2 separate regions of the Homo sapiens genome follow, and region 2 is linked to region 1. Evidence: chromatin loops called from intact Hi-C (ENCODE). Cell type or tissue: HCT116. All regions are shown on one strand. Region 1 overlaps DCT (dopachrome tautomerase). Region 2 overlaps ABCC4 (ATP binding cassette subfamily C member 4 (PEL blood group)).

What was found. Peaks named below come from ENCODE experiments on the same cell type or tissue, not always from the same donor. Only the 100,000 strongest peaks of a DNase experiment are listed, where the experiment ranks them.
Region 2: a loop joins it to region 1, with 4 times the contacts of the local background. A loop is called at or near these places in 6 of 110 quality-filtered maps.

What each region holds. Positions count from the first base shown.
Region 1 is chr13:94,431,496-94,439,495 of GRCh38, forward strand. It overlaps DCT (dopachrome tautomerase), which reads right to left. Exons shown (of 8, transcript NM_001922.5): 8 at 5,316-8,000. Among named protein-coding and RNA genes, the nearest start is that of DCT, 44 kb to the right of the region's middle. In HCT116, a CTCF peak has its summit at 4,295; a DNase peak (open chromatin) is centred at 4,286; H3K27me3 peaks cover 1,076 bases.
Region 2 is chr13:95,151,443-95,159,442 of GRCh38, forward strand. The region is part of intron 19 of ABCC4 (ATP binding cassette subfamily C member 4 (PEL blood group)); the gene reads right to left. Among named protein-coding and RNA genes, the nearest start is that of SNORD13G, 55 kb to the right of the region's middle. In HCT116, a CTCF peak has its summit at 4,973 (motif pointing left); no DNase peak of the experiment used is centred here.

The sequences.
Region 1 (8,000 bases):
ATACATTTCCATTGTTTAAACCACCCCGTCTAATGACAGGCACTGTTCTGAAGAAGTTACATAGATTAACTCAATTCATTCTAACAACAGCCTCTGTGTGTGTGTAAATGGAACAAGAGGGGCATCAACATCCTTCTGCAGACAGGGAAACTAAAGTCCAGAGCAGTTAGAAAATACAAGTTAAAGAAAAATTACATGCTAAATAAATGATTGAGCTAGAATTTAAATGCCCGTTCTCTGTCTGCCTCCAGAGGCCATGCTGAACCACTACATGCTCCTGTTTCTGTATATTGCTGGCATCCTTCACTATGAATTGCTACATCACTCCGTTTCTTGCAATCTTTAAAGAACAAAGAAAAAAAAATTTTTTTACTCACTTAAAAACATGGAATATGGTATCTACAAATAAATAAGCAAGAAAGCCAATGCTTCTGTTTCCTCATTTTCTTTTTAAATTCTCTGAAGATGAGTTCATTAGTTAAGATTATTTATCTTGTAAGAGAAACCCCCAACTCAAACTGGTCTAAATTAATTTTTTTAAGTGGCTACTTCTAAATTAAATTAAATTTTTTAATAAGTGGCCACTATAAATCCTCTAGCAGGTAAGATGGCTGCTACATTTCCAGCCTTCACATCTTCACATCATGTGACTCAGGGGTGAGACCTGGTCTTTGGGCCTCATTTCTCAGAACCCTCAGCAAAAGTGCCTTTCCATTATTTGGCTTTCAGTTTCACATTCATGGCTGAGACACCATGGCCAAGGGTCTGGAATAGAGTAATTTGTTTAAGACAGTTAGATTCCCATCCAAATCACAGAGCTGAGGGTCTCAGGATGGAGATGGAAGGAACTTCCCAAAGCCTTGTTGGAGGTTGCCAGAGGCTGGTGGGAGGAGGCATAGGGAGGGAGTTACCATTTAATGGGTACTGTTAAAGTGAACTAAATATGGCCTGAGAAGGACTGTGTACTTCTATATTTGAGTCCTTGTGGACAAACCTAACCTAGCTTAATAGGAAGACAAGATTGAAAACCTAACTTAGGAGTATGCAGCCTGTAACAATAGCTGAGTGTTGGCCAATTCCAGCAGCCATGCTTCAGCCACTCATAGACTGCTGAGTGTTCAAACTGTGTTCAAATAAGGCAAATGCCAACCTGTAACCAATCCAGCTATCTCTGTACCTCACTTCCAATCCTTGTACATCGCTTTCCTTTTTTTGTCTATATTTTTTTCTGACCACGAGGCACCCCTGGAGTCTTTCTGAATCTGCTGTGATTCTGGGGGCTGCCCGATTCACGAACGGTTAATTCTTCTTTTCGCTCAATTAAATTCCATCAAATTTAATTTGTCTGAAGTTTTCTTTTAACAGTACAGAGTTCTATTTGGGATGATGAAAAAGCTCTGGAAACATGGTGGTAACGGTTGTAGAATATTGTAAACGTGCTGAATGCCACTCAATTGTACACTTTAAAAAGGTTCAGATGGCAAATTTTATGTTATGTTTCTCTTACACGAAAAAAAGAAAAAAAGAAATGAAAAGGAAAAGGAAAAAGAAAAAACTCTCTCCTAACATGTTTCACTTCCACGTCGGCTGAGGCCTGTTCATATTTTATTCCCAAAGTGCCCCTTTATCATTGAAAATATCCCTTGAGAGCCCTCCCTGACCACAGACTCAGTGCTCGCTTCTACAGAGAAAATTACAATTACGCCAGAGTGTGTTGAAACTAACTTGTCACTGGGCTCAGGAAAGACCATGTTATTCATGGGAGCCAAGAACCCTTATCTTAGACTTCCAGAGATTTCTTACAGGGAGGTCAAGTCACTTATTGGTGGTTCAAGTAGAAAAAAATATAGTGGGCTTTTTGAGATTAATATTTCCTGGTGGCATTTTTAGTGTTCATTGGAAAGGAACAAGTTCTAGTCGGGTAAGCTGACAGACATAAAAAGGGAAGGAGCTGCCGCACCTAGAGGAGGATTTGTTTTCTCCTGGGACTGTGTATAGATAAGCACACACCCAGAAGCCTGGGCAAACCCAGAGAGCAGCAGGGGGATTACCTGCTGACAAGTACAGCAAGGGTGAGCAGATTGCCCTGTGATAAAAGCCGCTCAATTGCATCATCTCTCCAGCAAGGGGAAACCAGCTCTAAGGCAGCCATCTAGTTGCAAGGTGAGTTCACTGTAATTGCATGTTGTGAGTAGCGGTTGCTTAAAAACAATGAATTTATACCCATTACTCCCAGCGTCAACTTCAGAATGATTTTCATCACGCCTGCTTTTGTGCAGCTAAGCTGCAAAATGTGCGCTGCGACAGACTGAAGCAGATAAAGAACAAATTTGCATGTTACTGGGTTGCAAGAGCCCTTTGATTGTTGGAGAGGCCCGATAATGCTGTCAAGAGCTCGGTGGACTGAGCGGCGGCCGAGACGCACCAGATCTGCACTAAGTGTAGCTGACAGCAAACGATTTAGAGTCAGCACGGAATCAAAGCGTTGGAAATATCTCAAGTAAAAATGTTAAAAACACAAAGAAGCCTGCATCTTGATAAGAGGACATCAGTGAGGAGAGATATGCACAGAAAGAAAGAAAATGACCTTGAGTTTATAAAAATGCTACACGTCTCGGAATTGTAAAATGCCTAAAATGAAAAGAAAATGGGCAGCTCAAATCAGACTTCAAGCTAGGAAAGCCTGAAAGTTGTGTGCTTGCCACAGTTGAAGAAGAGAAAAAGAAGCAATAGCTAACTGCACGGATTATTATAGAGATTACGCTTCTGTTTTCGAGACCAGTCATTTGCTCGTACAAATGAGCCTAATGACTTAAAGCACCAAGACATACATGTCTCTGCTGTGCACACCTCCTTGACATGAAATGCAAGACTCAAAATACAAAAATAATTTTAGGAAGGAAAAACTGATTAGTGGCAATGATCAAGACAAATCTTGCTATTTGAAAAAACAAATAAAAATACTGGAAATGAAACCTTAAGTAGTATTATTAAATAATAATATCAGGGTGGGGCACGGTGGCTCACGCCTATATTTCCAGCACTTCGGGAGGTCCAGGCAAGTGGATCACCTGAGGTCGAGAGCTGGAGACCAGCCTGGCCAACATGGCAAAACCCCATCTCTACTTAAAGTACAAAAATTAGCATGGCATGGTGGTGTGCACCTGTAGTCCCAGCTACTCAGGAGGCTGAGGCTGGAGAATCGCTCGAACTCAGGAGGTGGAGCCTGCAGTGAGTCAAGATCTCGCCGCTGCACTCCAGCCTGGGCAACAGAGTGAGACTCCATCTCAAAAAATAATAATAATAATTTAAAATAATAATACATTTGCCGCATTGGAAAATAGGTCTTCAGCAAAGTATGCTATATAGTGTATCAGTAGGGAGTAAGCTAATGGTTCTTCTCCAGGAAAGACTGCATCTTCTGTCAGCATTTGATGTGATTCAAATCAGACTCTTCAGTTTCTTCACTTATGTTTTTCCCTTTCCTTTCTCTCCATAAAAACAATGACTATCACCAGGTCTGTAATCTTCTTCCAGAGAGAACCACCAGAAAAGAAGAGCAGGTAGACATAGCTGGAAAATCGAAGCCCCAATTTTCTGACAAACAAAACTAGCCAGAATAAGCAAATAAATTACATGTGCACGTGTTTCTCTTTAGTCTTTACCTGTGTATTTCCCTAGAGGGGAAAGGTTTATAAAAACTAGAAAGAGGCCATGTTTTCTTTATCACTTGAGTTTATCAATCACCTAACATAAAGCCACCATGGGCTCCCAGTTTTGAAAAGCGAATTTTCCACACTAAAGGACATCTTCAGACACTGCTCAACCCACACCTGAGTTCAAATATTTATATATAGTTTTAATACATTGATCCAACATTTGTTTTAAAAAACGTTCCCCAAATTTTTCTTGTTGATGACGGTTTTTAATAGAAAAAATAAGTTTCCCCAGTTTCCAGCTGCAATGTGATCATATAAATAATATTTAACTAAATTATATTCTGTGTGTGTTTGCCAAGCCTAAAAGCATTTTTGCCCAGTGGCCTGAAATGTTCCTCTAAACTTTTCTGGCTTACTGGTAAACATTTAACATTTCAAAATAGATTAAACGGGGAATCGTGAGAGCCTATGTAGGAAACTGTTTCTTTCTAAATATTGTGCTTTGTCTGTTCTGATTTCTGAATTCATGGCAAATCTTCCAGCCTTTTTTTCCACTCGGGGTAGACCATCAACCATGGTAGAGGAAAATAGCTTTAAGAACTTTACTACATTGTGCAATTTTCTAATAAAACACAAGAGGGCAGGTTTTGCTTTATTGTAAGCCTAATTCCACTCCCCTGGTAATCAAGATCAGTCACTGGGCTAATTGCAAATTCAGAAACCCTCAATAACATACAAAGTGAAGGAGTAATCAGGGTGCATAACTCTGGCAGTGAAATCTGTTGTTTTAATAAAGAAGGCCAAGCTCAAGCATCTCTACTTAGCATTATTTACAACCAGTACAATTATACTTGGGAGGCGCTGTGATAGTTTTAGTTTGTTCATAAAATGCCAAAAGAGCAGAAAATGGCTAACAGAATGACCAAATCCAGTCATATTAGATTTAAGAAGTCTGACTAAAGTTGATGGGGCAAATAACAAAAGTGGGCCAATGGTTTCCATCAAACATGCAGCTGTGGAGAAAATTATACAGAGCATGCAAGTATTGAATAGGAACCTTTTAACTTTGTTTTGTTTTAGAAAACTTTAACTTCTAGTTCACAATACTCTTGTGTATGGTTTTCAATATTTCATTTAATGACCTGCCAAAGCAGAATTAAGTTCATAAGGGTTTTTTTCAGCTTGAACTGCTGTTACGGCTAAAGTCAAAGTATTGTCATCTTTGGAGAGTTTCTAAAGCAATTGCTGCTTGAGTCCATCAGTGTGAGAGAGGCATTGGTTTGCCTGACTAAATAATTTGCCCACTAACTCCTTCCACTGAAACAAAGCTTTTAGGATATCAGACAGTGGAGGATCCTAAAATGGCATGTGTGAGGACTTAGAGGAGAGATGGGTAGAAATCTTAACTTCCTATCCTAGTCCCTAAAAATGGTAGAATTAAGGCCTACCAATAGTAGGAAGAAGATACATCTAGAAAGAAAATACACCTGAAGAGTATCTCCTTGTGTTAGGTTGCATAGAGTATGATTCTACCTAGCATACGTGCAATTCAAAATCTGAAGGATAGGTTGTATGGTAACTTCATGGCAGAGATGGATCTTATGTTTTATCCAGTACATCTTAAAACAGATGTCAGAAGCTCTGAATGAAACATTCTACTTTGAAATTAGTTTATTCATTCACTTATTCATTCAAAGAATATTTATAAAATACTCAGGATAAGTAAGGCACTATAGAAATAGGAAGAGCTTCAACCTTAGAGTCTCCAACAAATTGACCCATCTTGAAGGCTTATCTGGGAGATCACCAAGTTAGCTACTGCAGGACCTCTCTTCCCTGGTCAGTCACTTGAAGCAGCCACCTGCTTCCACCCCAGGATTAGTCACTAAACTGTGGGGAATATCAAAAGTAACTTCACCTGAGGAAAGGCTGGCTCTCCTTTTCCTACCTGTTCAAACAGATTCAGAAAATAGCAATTGTTTGGAAACTCACCAGAAAATAGCATATCAGTTTAAGAGATTATTTTTCAGACTGAGGTTGTTATTATATATTTTACATGTATATATATTTCAATATACATGCTGAGTGCCCAAAAGATGGGAATTGATGCACACTACTTAAAAAACAATAATCCTCAAAAGACAAACAATAATCTGCAAAACAACATTTATTTTTAGTTTCCTTTTTAGTAAGTTTTCTACTTCTTAATAATGAGATTAAAACTAGTCATTAAAAGTATTATAATTAACAATGTTAAATCCTAAGCAAGATACAAATGTCAATTTTAGAATTAGAAGGGAATTTAATGCACAAAGGAAAGATGTTATTGCATTTTATCCCATTTCTGAATGTTAGCTTTATAAAAAGCATTTCTATTAAAATCATACATGCAGTTTTTCTAATACTGAAGATATAAGCAGTAAAGTGATCTGGTCATTTTCTCCAAGGTTGAATTCTTCCCCCTATCATTGAGAAATATAGCCCACAGTATTTGGTGACATTTTCTGAGTTTATTTGCATGATATTCAATGTAAGTAAATACCAACTTTTTATTCTGTTGGTTTATCCTACCTTAATATTTGTTAAAATGCATTCATAATTGATTTATTGTAAGGTCAGAAAATGCTAGAAAATTGTATTTCTCTTATATGAACTACAAAATTAGGAAATTCTCTCAGGAAGACATTATAAAACATAATAGTTATAAAAAGTCACCCACACTACAGATAAAAGCAGCTAAGTATAATCGATTACTATTTTTTCCTACCTAAGATAGATCTGCTTTAACCAAGTCTTATGAGACTATGATATATGAGAATTCTGATATACCTGACAGATAAGCTAGAGGTGGTTATTTGCTTTATGAAATTATTCGTAATAGTTCACTTATAAAAAGTAACTTCTGGCGCTTTTAACATAATTGATTTATACATAACTTTTCAGAAATATATGTACCATGCACAATTATATCTCCATTTTAATAAATTTCTCTTTTTGTTTAAAACCAAGATTTAAAAATGTGTTCCCCAACTATCCTGAGCTCAGAGCATAAACCTTCCAGAGTGGAGCATGTGAAAGACACAGTGCTGTATTTTCCATGAATATTGTTAATGGCAGGAACTGAGAGGTATCCATGTGGCTGAGGCTAAAAAGCCCAAGCAGGGCTTTACCGGGCTATCTTGATCTTCACCACTGAGCCTGCTCTCAGATGCACCTGTAGCTTTATGAGATTCAAATTCAGTTCCAACTGGGCTTTGTCCATTTCTCTGGCTTTAGCAGTCCTTTTGCATGGGGTAAACTGGTTCTTGATGAGTCTTGCACCCTCTAGGACCCCTTATGTTGAAGGCAGCTCCAGGGACCTCTTAACACCCATTCTTTACATTCATTCATTCCAGTAGAGAGGGGCCTCGACAGACAAGCCACGCCCTAGAACTTCAGTCTCACTCCTGATGCACAGAAACCAGATATGAGCAGATGAAATTTGCCTGGAAATCTCAAGAGCCATTAACTTCTCTGAAGTGGGGTCCATCATGATAAGTCTGAACATCGTAGTAAAGATTGTCTCATTCTTATTCCTCATGATCTGATGATTGCATAGCAGAATATAACCACTTAATTCTGAATTGTCATGTTTTGTACAGATGGTTTGCTTTCAAATGATAAGACTTAATTGATCAGCATTCATAAGTAACTGTGAGTATTCGGCAACATTAATCAATCTAACATCAATGCTTAAAAATAAGCCCAGTGCATTATGTGGGAATAATTTTTCATCTGAGGCTACCTAGTAAAGAAATTGGTAGAGGATCAGCCAAAGAGACCTCAGAGTAATGGGACTCAAGTCAAATTGTCTCATGTTCAGGTTTACAGCCTCACCAGCCTTCAGTCAGCCTTCCTTGGAAAGAGTAATTCTGTATTTGTTAATAGGTTTACAGTAGCATATCAACTAACCAGGAAACTCTATAATTTTATTATCTTCTCTATTTATCACTATAGAATCAATGTGTATCCAGCTATTGAATCCTGTAATATAGGTCTACTGTTTAAAACTGCAGATTTTAAGTAAAATCCGTAAAATCTAGTTTACACAATAGAGTGGAATTGATCCTTCATTTAGTCATTTTCCATCCTGTAAAGAAAACAAGGCTTATTCTCATCTTCTAAGCTGGAGAGGAAAAATATAGAGAAAAGAAGAAAAAGAAGCCCAAGGAAGATAATCAGGAGGGTGCCTAGAAGCAGAGATGTTTATAGCTAAAAGGGATCTTGGAGACTCATCTAGCACCTACCAACTCCCACCTCCATGGCATTACCAATAAAGACACTGGGGCTAAGAAAGATTGA
Region 2 (8,000 bases), 720 kb after region 1:
CCAGCCTAGGCAACAGACCAAGACTCTGTCTCAAGAAAAAAAAAAAAAAAGAAGAAGAAGAACAAAGAGGAAAGAAGGAAGAAGGAAGAAGAATGAAGAAGGAAGGAGGAGGAGGAGGAGAAGGAGAAGAAGGAGGAGGAGAAGGAGAAGAAGGAGGAGGAGAAGGAGAAGGAGAAGAAGGAGAAGAAGGAGGAGAAGGAGAAGAAGGAGAAGAAATCATCATCATCATCATCCACTGTCGGCAACTATTTAAGTTTGCAAGTCCCTTGAAAACAGGTACTTTTGTTTCAATGTTTGGGACCACAACTGACGATGAGTAGAAGACCAAGAAATGCTTGATGAATGAAAAAGCCACTTTTTACCTGTTAGAACCCTGAGGCTAAGAGAAGTAATGTGACCGACTTAGTTACCACAAACTATGATCCTAGCAGAATTGGGGCATCTCAACACCTCAACTCCCTGTGCAAGAACAGATTTTCAATGTCTACTGATGATTTTAAATGGATTAATTCCTCTCTTTACTTCTTAAGGGCATGAAGTTTATGAAACAAAACTATACAGTACCAGACGCTTAACCCACAGAGTGTTAAAAGTCACCTTCAACACACAACTAAACCCCCAAAAAAGTTATTAGGTGTTTGACAGTTTCATTTCTTTGACTGGTAAACAACAGGAGAACTTGGTCTAGTTCCATGAATCACAGCTTCCAAAGAACCAATGTACGGTTTTTCTCTTCAGGCCATCACGTATCAGAAACAAAGTCCACCAAAGTAATCTATTACAAACTGTACTTTTGAAAAAGAAAATTGGAAGCAAGAGTTAAATTTAATATAAGTACCAGCTGTAAGACAAAAAACACTCTAATTTTATTTCAACACTGTAAAGTCCCATTGTTCTTTATGGGTGTTGCTTAAAGAGATGCAAATGCACTCTTGGAACTATTTCTTGTTCTGTCCAGCCAACAAATATTTACTAATCAGATACAGTGTATCCAATCCTGGGCTCAGGGGATTTAGCAAGGAAACAACAGATAAGCTCCAAGAAGACAAGGGGAAAACAAGGCAAGGAAGACAAGGGGGAAACAAGGCTAACATAAGACAAGGGTGGTAAATACGTAATTACCTAAATTAGAATGTAACTATCATTTTCATAAACACTATCAAAAACTTGATAAAAGCAAAAATGTTTTAAACTTCATGGAAAACAAAATGTCACAACCTCAGCGTTGTAAATATTCTGATTTTTTTTCCACTGTCTTCATGGCAATATAAATAATCATGTTTATAATAAAGGGGGAAGGAATAAAATAATGGAATAAGAAAACTCCAATTATAAGTGAAAATCAGTTCTCATATAAAACTCAAATTAAACTCCAGTTATAAATGGAAAACTCTCAAATTAAAACTCCAATTATAAATGAAAACCAGAGTTCTCATATGAGAACTTCAAAGTCAAATCTTTGAGGGGAAGCAGTTGGCCTTACAGTAAAACAGAACAGCGTTTCAAGCTAGCAAATCCCAACAACTTCCACTTAGTGTCCAAAAACTATGCTTTATACATATTAGGCTCTCAGTAATATACTTATCAATATTTATTCATGTTGAAATCGGCCACTGCAAGTGGCTAATGGAATATCATTAGGTTATTCCAGAAACAGTGTTCTATTTTCCCTTGAAATGGTTATCCAACAGCTAAGAACTAAGTCATGAAGATACTTTGATTCTTTTCTGACAATAAGGTCACAGAGAACTATAATGTTGATCTAACAGTGGGGGACAGTTTTAAATGACAATACTTGAATTACTATTATCAGTCACACATCCCATAGGCTAATGCCAAATTACTAAGCACACATTAACAGCAGATATTGGGATATGCTACAAAGCCCTGAGTTCCAAGTTAGCTAGTTCCAAGTTAGCCGAAGATAAAGATAAAGACAACACATATCAAATCAGTTAATGGGGGGGCGTTAAAACCATAGCCACGGACATTAGACTGAAGTGGAGAACTTACATATATCGAGAGAGACAGAGAGAGAGAGATACAGGCATATACAAATACATGCAGGTATCACATTATATACACTATAGGAAAACAATTTAACACAGTTAAGTAAAATGTCATCTTATAATTTCCTGAAATATTACATGATTATCACTTTGAACAAAGCACATTCTTCCCTAGTTTTTTATCTTTTTAACATTTTATTGGACAAACACAGTGCTTTCTCTGTTACTAAGTTGTCAGTATCTCCATGTATGATTTATTATGGAGAAAAACCATGAATCAGAACATTCTAGTAGATTAAAAATTATGCCAAAATGATGCAATATTTACCAGCTGTAGACAAGTGCTACAGTAATCGCTTACATACAGATTACTGACAAAATAACAATAGCAATCAAATATATGTAACTACGTAACTATTTAAACTCCTAACAAAGGCTTTTATGATACTATTAGCAGTAAAGGAGCAACTCCCATAAAATATGACTTCGTATCACCCCTGATAAGAGTTTAAGTACATATAACCATTGTTATGTGAAAAAAACATTATTTTTAATTTGTGATAACCCGACAGGATTTAATTACCACACCTACTTCAAACTCTTAGCTGTTTCATTCAAAGCTGAAAAAACAATATTTATGTGGCTATTGAGAATCATTATGATTGATGCAATCTTTTGTGTTATTCCCTTTATAGTCACTTGCATTTGTTATTATTAACAAGAAAAAATGAAAGGGGAAATGTGTGTTTTTGTTTTGCAACAAAGCTTTTCTGGTGATGACTAACTTCTTCCTTTGAACACAAAAAGCCTCTTAAACTAACTAATGTACATATAAATGTGTTCTTTACAATACGCATCAGGCAAGGGGGTGGGAGGGAAAGCCCGCAGGACTTAAGCCAGAATTAAAAGCAATATAGGCAAGATTGAGTACATGAAAGCTGTCAGGACGGTTGTTATTCTCAATTTCTTACAGCTCATCTGCTCTCAAGGAAGAAAAATCATAGTTTCTTTTAACCATATCCACAACAGATCTCACTTGAAAGGAAACATAGCGAGTGATTTGGCATCAATGGGCATATTACCAATTTTCCAGCATCACTACTGAATATTTATACTGGTGACGAATGATGACACTGAGGAAATATTTTAGCACGAAGCTTTGCCTTGTAAATTGTCTGAATGGTGCTGTGTCAAAACAACACCTACCATAAATCAGAGGTTTTAGGACCAGTATTTCTTGTTTAAACATGCTACCTGCTCAGCAGAATCACTTGTGTGAACAGGCATAGATTAATGTGTGCTGGGCAGAGCCATCTTACCCCCTAGCTTATAGAGCTATAATTTAACAAGCCTATTATTGTAGAGGTAATTTTGACAGTGCTGAAATATTATACTTGTTAAAAATGCACATTTAGCACCAACTCCAGTGGTCATTTGAACTGAATAAACAGATAAATAGGTATCCCTACAATTATGTTTCTTCTTTATTGATGACTCTTTTTTTCTGGCAAGGAAGTGGGATATGGACATCAGATTTTATAGAGTATCGCAAGACAGTCTTTCTGATCATATAAAAAGCTCATCATGGAGGTTGCTTTCAGTTCTCCACAAATTATTTAGCAACTTGTAGTGGATTCCAGAGTCCCTTTCCAGGTTTCAGAAACAGAACAATAGTTCAAACCACTACCACCCTCCTCCCCTCAATTCCTGTAGGATGCACATCCTAACTTCCCATTCAGTCAAGCTGGGAAGGAATCATTCTTTTTTTTTTTTTGGAGACAGGTTGGAGTGCAGTGATGCAATCACAGCTCACTGCAGTCTTGACCTCCCAGACTCAAGTAATCCTCCTGACTCAGCCTCCCGAGCTGCTGGGACTACAACCACGCCTGGCTAAAAGCTGAGAATCTTAATCACTGGGGCAACCCTCGATTTTTGATTAGGGAACATAGGAGAATATGTCTATCTTAAAATCTAGTACTAGCATTCGCATTCCATACCTCAGTGACCACAAGCATCTTCCACTGGATTAAAAAAAAGAAACATGGGAAGAAGTCAATATGTTTCTTTTTTCTTTTATCTAGTGTTTTAGCTCTCATTTACCTTAATCTATAAAGAAAAAAGAATGATATGAATCTGGTTTTTTTGTTACACTGTTGAAGGCATCGATGAACATAAATATACATACACACACATACTCCCCACGCACACACTGGAGAAAAACCAGTTGTGTAAAACACACTGGCTGTAACCCAATATTAACTTTTACTTCCCTGAGAGAGTAAACAAACACTTCTACCAACACCAGCTCTTGGGTTCTTAAAGCCAAATTAACAAATTGAAAGCAAGTAAACATTTATCTGGCACCCATTAGAGTCAGTGTACTTAGCTAAATGTTATGTCACCATAATTAGGCATGAGAAAACAGGACAACAAACCGCTCATCTTTTCTCCAAAACAAAGAGTGAAATTGTAGAGACCTGATAAGAATAAAATGTCTCTGCTAACTCTGTTGGCGTGGAAGAAAACTAAAGAAACTAACTGTGTAACTATCTTTCTCTGCAAACTCATGCTTACAAAGAAAACAGAAACATCATACAAGCAAATCATAATGTATGCTTCAGGAATTAAAATGCATCCAACCACTCAAGATGTCAGCGTCTGCCTATTCCAGTTACTAGTCAAGAAGGTGTAATTAGGAAATCCAAAAAAACCCTGTTTGAAATGCTAGGTATTCCAGGACAACATCAGAAAAATATCTTCCACAAAGACTTTCATGTTTCAAACATAATACGCCACAATATTACTTTTTAAATTTCATATTAACACATATCAAGATACAAAGACCCAAGCTATAAAAATAGAATTTCCAAGAAAGCTTTAAATTAAAAACCAGGTTTTGCAATGAGGTGCTCTTACATTATATCACTGAAATACTGCAGATCATGCTGCCCTCTTGTGCTGGATATCAAAAGCAAAATTAATTCTGCCCATGCCAGGAAAACAGGATTTACATTTAAAATAAAAATCATCTCTTAATTTCTGAAGACTTACTCTTGACCTAGGATTTGTGTTACCCATTTATTATGATTGGAACAGAACGGAAACAGGGCTAAGACACACACAAAAACTGACTAGGAAGAGGTAGATGCAGCGAACAGTACCAGAAAATATCTGCAAATGCCCTATTCAACTCAGGTCATAATCAAAATATGAAGGAGGTGTCCGAGGGCAGCTGAAAATGTAAGGCTTCTTAACAGACACACGTGATCCCATCACCAACCTACATCAAAAGAGGAAAGAATAAAAACTAGCAATGGGTGAGAGGAGGATAAAAAGACGAGAAAGGAAAACCGGCTCTTGGCAGGGCGCGGTAGCTCACGCCTGTAATCCCAGCACTTTAGGAGGCCAAGATGGGTGGATCACCTGAGGTCAAGAGTTCGAGATCAGCTTGACCAACATCATGAAACCCCATCTCTACTAAAAATACAAAAATTAGCCAGGTGTGATGGTGGACACTGTAATCCCAGCTACTCGGGAGGCTGAGGCAGGAGAATCACTTGAACCTGGGAGCCGGAGGTTGCTGTGAGCTGAGATCACGCCACTGCACTCCAGCCTGGGCGACAGAGTGAGACTCTACCACACACACACACACACACACACACACACACACACACACACAAACAGTCACCATTTGTCCACTGGTGGTCACCTTGGATGAATGTGTGTCCATTCTTGCTGGGGGCCCAGCCCGCTCCCAACAGCAGACAGAGCATGGTTGCCCCTCAGACCCAGCTCCACATTGCTCGTCAGTACTTGGCTTCTTGGGAAAACTGCTATCTCAGTACCAATAGGAGGTAAAACCCTGTCTCTACTAAAAATACAAAAAAAAAAAAAATTAGCCGGATGTGGTGGCAGACACCTGTAATACCAACTACTCAGGAGATAGACACATGAGAATTGCTTGAACCCAAGAGGTGGACATTTGCAGTGAGCTGAGATCATGCCACTGCACTCGACTGGGCAACAGAGCAGGAAGAAAGGAAGAAAGAGGAAGGAAGGAAGGAAGGAAGGAGAAAAGAAAGGAAGGAAGAAAAGAAAGAAAAGAGAAAGAGAGAGAGAACTGGCTCTTGTCATTCTAAGGCAGCACACTGGTTTGGCTCACATTTTATCCTGCTAGCTTAAGATTTATCAGGTTAACGAAAGGCCAGTAGATAAAAAGGTATTGTATTATATAAACAAAGATGAATTTCATGCAACCATAGGTGGGTTCGAAATGGAGAGGAACTTAATATCTGGCATGTTGGAGAAGCGTGGCCTTCCTAGAAACAGAAACTTCAGGCCGGGCGCGGTGGCTCACGCCTGTAATCCCCACCACTTTGGGAGGTGGAAGCGGGCAGATCACGAGGTCAGGAGATCGAGACCATCCTGGCCAACACGGTGAAACCCGTCTCTACTAAAAAAGTACAAAAAATTAGCCGGGCGTGGTGGTGGGTGCCTGTGGTCCCAGCTACTCTGGAGGCTGAGGCAAGAGAATGGCATGAACCCAGGAGGCAGAGCTTGCAGTGAGCCAAGATCACGCCACTGCACTCCAGCCTGGGTGACAGAGCAAGACTCCGTCTCAAAAAAAAAAAAAAAAAAGAAACAGAAACTTCGCTGCTGAGAAGAAACACAGACCTTCCAGGTTTACCTTCCCCTTCTCCCTAAATCCAAATAAGTGAACTTGGGACCACAGTGGGGCAGTCAGGGGGACCCTTCCAGAAGGTCTGGTTCTCTGAGTCACCAGCAAGGGTCGCCCATTCATTAACCACACAGATGAGGATCTGGGCAGAAGCATGATGAGGGGGATGGCACACTGGGGTGGGAGTGGACATAAAATAATGGAGAAGACATTTCTATGCTGCAGACCAGAGTCACTGAGAATATTCCAGCACAAGGGCACTGGAGATGGGGATATGAGGGACGTCTAGCCAGACCCCCGGTGTGAATCACCTGGAGTTTCTGTGCCAGTCACCATCCCAAGGTGAGCTTACTGGAAACTACATGCCAGCAGAGGTCCTCCCCGTTTCCTAAGTTTTCTAAAACCTGGGAGAATATCAGGATGCTGAGCTCATAGGAAACTCCCCCGGGGCTCTTCTAAGAGCTTGCTTTTAATAACTAAGTATTCAGACATGCTTCCCAGTCTTTCTACCCCACTCAAAGAACACTCTGCAATTCAGGGGGCACAACATCATGCCAGATACTTATACATATTTAACATGTATGTTTAAGAGTACTGAAAAATCGAGCATGCCTGCCTCACTATCATAGAGGGGAATTTTTATTTATATTATAAAGCCGGCTGGGTCCAGTGGCTCATGCCTGTAATCCCAGCACTTGAGGAGACTGAGGCAGGAAGATCCCTTGAGCACAGGAGTTCGAGACCAGCCCGGGTAACATAGTGAGATCCCATCTCTTCAAAATAGAATAAAATAAATTTTAAAAATTAGCTGGCCATGGTGACACAGGCCTGTGGTCCCAACTACTTGGAAGGCTGAGGCAGGAGGATCGCTTGAGCCCAGGAGGTCAAGGCTACAGTGAGCTGTGATCACATCACTGCACTCCAGTCTAGTCAACAGAATGAGACCTTATTTCTAAATAAATTTTATATATATATATATATATATATATATATATATATATATAACTATTGAAGTGCATACAATCAGTAATGTGAATTCTGAGGCGTAATTCACAGATTTTGTGTATCCTTCACCATTGTAAAAAGTGCAAAAATTTTATCTAAATGAAAATTTTAATTCTACCATTAAAAAACTTTTAATTTTTACATTTTTTCAACATCTACCACTAAAAAAAGTAAATAATTCATGACCTCTAAACATTTTGGACAAAGTAGACCTCTCTTGGGGTACTTATTTGGGCTTCTATTTTGTTGAAGGAATAAAGTCATGCTAATAGATATAGGAGGAGGAAGCAAGATAAACACTCAGGTGC